2 separate regions of the Homo sapiens genome follow, and region 2 is linked to region 1. Evidence: chromatin loops called from intact Hi-C (ENCODE). Cell type or tissue: Caco-2. All regions are shown on one strand. Each heading gives the region's core, and the rest is flanking DNA. Links, peaks and the distances in the headings are about the cores only.

What was found. Peaks named below come from ENCODE experiments on the same cell type or tissue, not always from the same donor. Only the 100,000 strongest peaks of a DNase experiment are listed, where the experiment ranks them.
Region 2: a loop joins it to region 1, with 2.2 times the contacts of the local background. A loop is called at or near these places in 4 of 110 quality-filtered maps.

Annotation. Positions count from the first base shown.
Region 1 is chr6:113,692,067-113,696,466 of GRCh38, forward strand. No RefSeq gene overlaps it. Among named protein-coding and RNA genes, the nearest start is that of LINC02541, 44 kb to the left of the region's middle. In Caco-2, for the core only: no CTCF peak of the experiment used is centred there; a DNase peak (open chromatin) is centred at 1,975.
Region 2 is chr6:113,775,187-113,779,586 of GRCh38, forward strand. No RefSeq gene overlaps it. Among named protein-coding and RNA genes, the nearest start is that of MARCKS, 80 kb to the right of the region's middle. RefSeq lists enhancers at 1,456-2,091, 2,092-2,725. In Caco-2, for the core only: no CTCF peak of the experiment used is centred there; no DNase peak of the experiment used is centred there.

The sequences.
Region 1 (4,400 bases), core at 213-4,212:
ACCTAAGCCTCCCAAAGTACTAGAATTACAGGCTGGGAGCCACTGCACCTGGCTGTAGCTGCCATTTCTGAGTTCTTAGTGTGTATTGGTCATTTTTTATATCACTCTTCTCAATTGCCCTGTGAGATAGGCATTATTACCCCTCTTTTGCAGATAAGGAGACTGAGGGTCAAAGAAGGTAAATAACTTGCCCAAATTCACACAGCTTGTTCTGGTAGAACCGAAATTCAAATCAAGTTTTCAGTGACTCCAAAGTCCAAGCTCTTTCCATTTGGGGCACCTACCTCCCAGGTTCTAAAAGCAGGGGAAGGCGGGCAGGTGTGGTGGCATACGTCTATAGTCTCAGCTACTTGGGAGGCTGAGGGCTGAGGTGAGAGTATAACTTGCGCCCAGAAGTTTGAGACTGTGCTGAGCTATGATCATACCACTGCACTCCATCTTAGATGACAGAGTGAGTTTGTAAATAAATAAATAAATAAAAATAAATAAAAGCAGGGCAAAGGCATTATTTGGCTTCTTGGTTGCCATGTTTATCCAGTGACAGGCCTGCAGCAAAGTTTTAAATGGAAAGGACCTAGAAGGAATAAGATTCCTCAGAAGGACACAGGTCAATGAAGGTTATGATTAAAGTGGCTGCAGAAGTCACCTGGAAGAGGAAAATTCAAGAGTTAACACAAACAGTCATTACATTTTGTTAACAATAATTCTATAATTTCTAAGTCTAAAAACAGGCTCACAAGATATATAGTACATAATTTGCCCCCAGGAATTGTAGCAGTAAGTATACTTCATTTAAAAATAATTACACAACATGACAATTGGACGTAGAGAAATAATGCTCAGCATGGAAAAGAGGACAAAAGAAAATCAACTCGGAGAAGATCTGAGTAACCTATAAACAAAAGTGGAAGTCACTACGGTAGGGAAAAAAAGTTGCTGCTGGATGATCTAAATAAGTATTAAATAAAGACTGAGAGGCGGGAGGATCACTTGAGGCCAGGAGTTCAAGACCAGCCTGGGCAACCTATTTAGACCCCATCTCTAAAATAAAATAAAAATAAAGACTGATGTCTATAAGTAATTAAAAAGACCATCTGAGAAGCTGAATGAGTTGGTTGGTTAGGCAAACCTAGCTTACAAATCCTTGAGGTCCATCTGCTCAGTTTTAGCTGCCAACACACTCTTTCCAGGCCTCTCTATGCTGTTCTACCCAACAGAACACAGAAGACCTTGCTGCTGTTGAGGAACTTCTTGTCTTGCAGAGCCTGTTAGCACCTCCTTGCCCCATGACTCCCAAGCCCACTGAGAGTGTTTCCTACAAGTAGAAGAATGTCTTCATTCAACTGACTTTTATGAGCAGCTTCTATGTTTTCACTACTGTGCTAGTGTCCTGACAGGGTGTATAATTTGTAGGGCCCAGTGCAAATGAAAATGCAGAATCCCTTTGTCCAAAAATTATTAAGAATTTCAAAATGGCTACAACAGAGCATTCAACCAAATACAGGGCCCTTGCAAGTATAGGGTTCTGTGTGACTGCACAGGTTCTATATCTAACTATGAAGCCAGCCTTGCATAGGCTCTGTCCTCAAAGTTCTCCCAGCCTACTTTTTGCTAGTATGTATTGTCTCATAGACCCTAATCCCAGGGTCCTTCTTGCACTGTACTTACAGCTACAGCCATGATCCTTGCCTGGATTTGTGGCTAGCCTTAGATTCCACCCCTTGAGATCTTTGAGATTCCTACGCTTCTCTTTGTCAACACTGCCAATACTCCATTTCCAAACATCATCATTTCTTCCTAGATAACTATAACAGCCTTCTCTTTAGTCTCACCCTCTAATCCATTATCTATATTGCCTGTCAAGAGAATCTTTAAGGAGCCAAATCTGATTGTGTCACTCCCCTGCTTAAATTCCTACAAAGGCTTGCTATTGGCTGTCCAATGAAATCCAGTCCAATGAAATGCGATACTGCTTTCAAGGCAGTGTGTGACCTAGCCCAGGTGACTCTTACAGGAATAATTCTTACCCCACCCACCCCAACACCCCTTCATGAACCAGCCTCACTGTTCACTTTTCATGACACTTGGCAATCTTTTTTCTCCATTTTCTGCTTAGACATTATCTCCTCTAGAAGGCCTATTTTGACACTCTCTCTTATCCTAGTCTCCATAAGAGGACCCTATTATGTGTCCCCATTGTCCTTGTCACGAAGGGTTTTTTTTTGTCTATTTATTTATCTGCATCACATGTTTACAATAAAACAACAAAGACAGAAAGCATGTCTCAGTCACCTTTGACCATGAATATGTAGCCTGACTCGTGATTCATGAGGCACTCAAATATTGTTAAATAAATGAAGACTCATACATCAAAAGGAGTTACTGATATTTTCACAGGTGCTTGTGTTTATTTAAAGGCTTCCTAACCCATTGTGAGCTCCTTAGGGCCCAAGGTTGAACTTGGATATTCCTTCCAAATCCTGACTCTGTGCCTGGCATATAGACAACAGTTGCCTCCTAAGAATTCCAGAATGAGCTGGGCGTGGTGACTCATGCCTGTAATCCCAGCACTTTGGGAGGCCACCACTTAACATACAACCACATTTCTTAAAATCTTGTGAAAATGTCATTCACTAGAAAGGAAAAAGTAAAAGAGGAAAAAAAAAAAAAAACAGTAAATTTAGTGAGCTCTCATGAACCCAAAAAACTTCACTTATGAGCCATTGTGCCATCTGATCTCAGTTTCAACTCCAGGCCTTGTTGGCCTGTCTACAACAGAGCCACCAGCAATGTCAGTTCAGGTGGTATCTGTCAAATCAGCAATTCATGTGTATGTTCTTAACCTACTAGTTTGAGTATTTCTCTCATGACTGGATTACATCCTCTAAAACATTTTTCTTCTAAATTGTTGACTTTCCAAAGAAACTTGCAGTTTCAAAGAAACTTCCAAATACTAAACTCCTTTGGAAAAATCACTTAACAATATAGAGTTTGTTCATTCATTTATTTAAGAACTATTGACTAGGTATGTGTTATGTGAGCAGCCCTGTGATAGAAGATAAGAAAAAAGTAATGAACAAGACAGATGCTTTCTTTACTAGGAGAATGAAAACTTTAAATAAGGGCTACAAAAAAAAAAAAAAAAGGCTGGGCACGGTGGTTCACACCTGTAATCCCAGCACTTCAGGAGGCTAAGGCGGGCAGATCATGAGGTCAAGAGATCAAAACCATCCTGGCCAACATGGTGAAACCCCGTCTCTACTAAAAATACAAAAATTAGCTGGGCGTGGTGGCATGCGCCTGTAGTCACAGCTACTCTGGAGGCTGAGGCAGGAGATTCGCTTGAACCCAGGAGGCAGAGGTTGCACTGAGCCGAGATCATGCCCCTGCACTCCAGCCTGGTGACAGCCTAATCCCTTCAACACAGATTTCTGTGGGCCTTGCAAGACTCCGTCTCAAAAAAAAATAAAAATAAAAATAAATAAATAAAAAATAAACATTATTACCATGGTTTTCAACAGCCAAGCTCCAACTTTCACAAGAAGATAAAGAGGTGGTTTTCATAACAGACTTTTACCACTGAAACAATGTGGTTATTAAGGAAGAAAACGCAGCAACTGAAGTTGAAGGCATGTCAGTTGTTGGAATGTCCTAACCGAAGATTATGAAAGAATACATAGCAGCTTGTAAATGGCAATAGCTGTATCCAGAGTCATTGCAAAATGTCTGGGTAAAGAGAGTTTTATGTTAGTTTTCCAAATACTTTCATATATTTCCTCCTCATTTAATTCTTACAGCCACCCTGAGAGATACATATGGCAAACATTGTAATACCCATTTAGAGTTTGGGAAACTACAGGGGTTAATGACTTGCTTTTTTTCACTTTATAAATTGCTGGCAGAAAAAGAATTAGAATCTGCATCTCTAGCCCCTTGCTCTGGACTTTAGATCAACAGAGAAACTAATTAGGTGACCTCTGCAGGGCTTGGTTTAAGAATACAGCACAGTTTTCTCCTGTGCCATGACCCTGGCTCATATGTCTTTTACAAAACTGTGGAAAACGCAGCTAGGCAAATGCCACTAGTGTGTTTATCCACAATCAATGATCTCTTCCAATTATTTGTTTTTTTTGTTTGTGTTTAATAATTCTAATTACTGCTGTTAGAGAATATGGTTTTATTCTGGACACAGTTTTATAAATTTATTGAAGAACATCTGTGATCTCTTTGGGAGTATTTATGATTCCCAACGTTATGCATGATTCTTTTATTATGAATGCTTGTCTAGGTTTCCATGTCATTAAAGAAGTTTAAAGACCTCTCTCTTCACTGACCAAGCTACAAACAAGAATTCCCAAATATATATGATAAAGCAGATTTTTTTACTTCCCTCAGAAGCA
Region 2 (4,400 bases), core at 84-4,083, 83 kb after region 1:
CCTGATCCACAAAACAAGTAATTGCAGAAACTGTTTGTACCTTAGGTGTGATAGAATGAGCACTGTCTGTAAAGTCAGGAGATATTTTGTCTAGAACCCGTGTGATGATAGCAAACCTCACTTTTCTGCATGTCATTTTCTTCATTTTTATGTTTTAGAGATGAGGTCTCTCTCTATCACCCAGGCTGGAGTGCGGTGGGTACACTTCATCATAGCTCACTGCAGCCTTGAATTCCTGGCCTCAGCCTTAAGCCTCCTGAGTAGCTGGTACTACAGCATGAGCTGTGATGCCTGGCCCTGTGTGTCATTTTCTTTTCTTTTCTTTTCTTTTTTTTTTTTTTTTTTTTTGAGACAGAGTCTTGCTCTGTCACCCAGGCTGGAGTACAGTGGTGCGATCTCCACTCACTGCAACCTCCGTCTCCCAGGTTCAAGCTATTCTCCTGTCTCAGCCTCTGGATTAGCTGGGATTACAGGCACCCACCACCAAGTCTGGATAATTTTTTGTATTTTTAATGGAGTCGGGGTTTCACCATGTTGGCCAGGCTGGTCTCGAACTCCTGACCTCAGGTGACCTGCCCGCCTCAGCCTCCCAAAGTGCTGGGATTACAGGCGTGAGCCACCGTGCCCGGCCCTGTGTGTCATTTTCTTTATCCAATTTAATTAGTTAATTTCTAGAATCACTTCCTTAAACACCTAAGATTTTTTTCTTTTGTCTAAATAAATGAAAGGTCATCATATGGTAGAAGAATTTAACTTAAGAATTCCAAATAGAAATATTTAGTTCATCAGTCTGGATATAAATTTGTGGGGAAAGAAAAAAGTCAAAAAATAACTTAAAGTTGCAAAAGTTTATCAATGATGGACAGAATGCTTTATTAAAGGACATCAGTTGCACTATTAAAAATAATCTAGAGCCAGCGTGGTGGCTCAAGCCTGTAATTCCAGCACTTTGGGAGGCCAAGGTGGGCAGATCACTTGAGGTCAGGAGTTCAAACCAGCCTGGCCAACATGGTGAAACCCTGTCTCTACTAGAAATACAAAAATTAGCCAGGCATGGTGGCACACATCTGTAATCCCAGCTACTCAGGAAGCTGAGGCAGAAGAATTGCTTGAACCTGGGAGGTGGAGGTTGCGGTGAGCTGTGATCATGCCATTGCACTCCAGTCTAGGCAACAGAGCGAGACTCTGTCTCTAATAATAATAATAATAATAATAATAATAATTTAGTATAATGAAGATTTCTTTGCTGTCAGACAGATTTAGGTTTGAATTCCAGTTCTACTATTTCTTGATCACCCTGGATAAACTATGTAACCATCTTTTTCTCATCTGTAAAATGAAGATAATAGTGAATTTTTCCTAAAGTTATGGTAAAACTAAAATACAAACATGTATTAAAATAATTTGGCATAATGATTGGCAAATTAAGGCACAAAAATAATAAAGAGCATTGTAAATATTCTTGTACCTTTTTTGACAATTTTTTAAAAATTGGTAGCAACCGAGGCAACATATTTATTTCTTGAAGAATTTACAGTTGACCTTGAGTGAGTTATGTAATCTCTTTGACCCTTGATTTTGTTATGTATAGAATGGAAAAAGTAGTGCTGCCCAGAATATTGTGGGAATAAAATAAGTCATGAAAGAGGTCCAAGAATAATGCCTGCCCAAAATAGAGGTTGCTTTATAAGGTAGTTGTGAATGTAATTTACCACACTTAACAAAAACATTATTTACATTTAACTATTTGAAGGTATAAATATTTACCCATTCTTTAAAATAATCAAATGAACATTGTTGTTCAGAGTTTTCTCTGTTGTTTTAGGGAACAATGGAGTAAGAGAATAAGCAGAGGATTATGAGAAGTGTTGGAAGATAGCTCTGAGTAGAGTGATGCTGAGCTTAATCTACTTTCCATGATGAGGTCATTTGCACAATAGAGAAAGCATCCATTTGTTTGTAAAGTGATCAGATTGTAAGCACCAGGCATTGTTTGTTGAAATATTTCCTTTCACTTGTAGATCTCCAGTCTTTTCTACGCAGCTTGACAAGTGAAGTGGAATGCCAACAATCTCCTCTCAACAAGCTCAGAAGATAAAGCAGAGAAGAAAAGAATGTACTTAAAGACGTGGTTCAGGACTTCACACAAATGACACCCACTTAGAAAACACAAACAAACTTTAGCCTTAGCAGAGTCAGGACCAGCCTGAGATCTTTCTGCAGTGAAATTGGGATCGATCTCAGGTTGAAGCCTAGTATATTAATCATGATCGGTTGCCTCAATTCACCTAGAAACATACATAAGTTATCTGCTAATGGCTCTACCTAGGTAATTGTTCACAGATCTTCAAATAGTTTTCCAAGAGCACCAAGTACATCAAAACCTAAAGTGTGTAAGCATGCAATAGAAAAAGGGTAATCAGTAAGATTGTTAGATGTTACTTACACTTACTTGGTATAAAATTGTGATGGCTTCCCACGAACTTCTATGCTGATACTGGCATTGGAAAACAGCTAGATAACTTTTTCAGCCACTAAATTCTGATAATCATTGCCTGCCATTATCCAAATCCTTATCTTCTTGGCCTTTGCTCTCCCTTTCCCTGTATTAGGCAAGCGAAGAGATTGAAGACAGCAAAGTGCATTGGAAAGAATCCACAAATGCCTTGTGGCCTGGGACATCTCACAAAAAGCTAATTTGAAAAATGAGCGTAATTCTTACTTCATAAGAATTAATGGAGGCCGGGTGCAGTGGCTCATGCCTGTAATCCCAGTACTTTGGGAGGCTGAAGTGTGTGGCTCACCTGGGGTCAGGAGTTCAAGACTAGCTTGGCCAACATGGTGAAACTCTGTCTCTACTAAAAATACAAAAATTAGCCAGTTGTGGCGGCAGGCATCTGTAATCTCAGCTACTCAGGAGACTGAGGCAGGAGAATTGCTTGAACCCAGAAGACGGAGATTGCAGTGAGCCGAGATCATGCTACTGTACTCCAGCTGCCTGGGTGACAGAGCGAGACCCCGTCTCAAAAAAAAAAAAAAAAAAAAAAAAAGAGAATTCATTGAGTTAGTTCATGTAAAGTTCTTGGAGTAAGACCTAGCACATGACAGGTGCTATTAAAATTACAGAATCACATATCCCAGTTTGTCTAAGCTCGTCTCAATTTATGCTTGTTTTCCAGCTTCTCAGTTAGTTTGGTATTTGTCATTCTCAAGGGGTCCTGATTTGAATGATTGATAATTTATGTGCTCAACCTGTGTGAATGTGGTAAAGCTACTATTATTGTTGTTATTAATAAATTGTAGGGCCAGGCGTGGTAGCTCACGTCTGTAATCCCAGCACGTTAGGAGGCTGAGGAGGATGGGTCACCTGAGGTCAGGAGTTTGAGACCAGCCTGGCCAACATGGCCAAACCCTGTCACTACTAAAAATACAAAACTTAGCTGGGCATTGTGGTGGGTGCCTGTAATCCCAGCTACTCGGGAGGCTGAGGCAGGAGAATCACTTGAACCCAGGAGGCAGACGGAGGTTGCAGTGAGCTGAGATCACGCCACTGCACTCCAGCCTGGGCGACAAGAGTGAAACTCTGTCTCAAAAATAAATAAATACATACAGAAATAGTAAACATGTATGTCTAGTAGTTTTGTGGAATCTTGCTTATAAATGCACATTACATGTTGAGCTATTAATACGTGCTACCATGTCCTAGAGTCAGAAAAGTGTAATAAAAAAGCTAATTCTTGGACATTTACTTGCTGTGTGATTTGATAAAAGTTACCTACCCTTTCTCAAACCCAAATCCTGTGCAGTAAAGCCAGATAATATATAGCCAGTGACCTATTGGTTGTAAGAATCTAGTGATATATAATGTATGTGAAAATGTTTTGTAATTTATAGCACTTGATATAAATGAAACAAATTCTTAAACTAAAATTCAACTTAAGGTATTATGTTTCGATAAATACCATATTTACCTGGCTTAATACTTCCACAAATATTCTATGTACCTAATGTTTCAGATATATTACTGGATTTACAATATTCATTTAGAAAAAAAGCATCACACGATGCAGTGGTGCAAGCCTGTAGTCAGTCCCAGCTACTTGGAAGGCTGAAGTGGAAGGATCACTTGAGCCTAGGAGCTCAAGGTCAGCTAGGCAAGATAGTAACTTCTGTCTCAAATAAATAAATTAAATAAATAAGCATCAAGGGGTCAAAATGAACCGCTTGCCCAACCATGCACTAAGAACTCTAGAACTCAGTTCTTCCTGCTTCTTGACTGGCTTTGGGCACTTGAATAGACACAATAGAATTAGTAGTTAGGTGCATGGGCTTAAGTCTTTGCTTTGCCATTAGTGAGTTGAGTAGCGTTAAGCAGGTTATTTAATAATTCTAAGATCTCA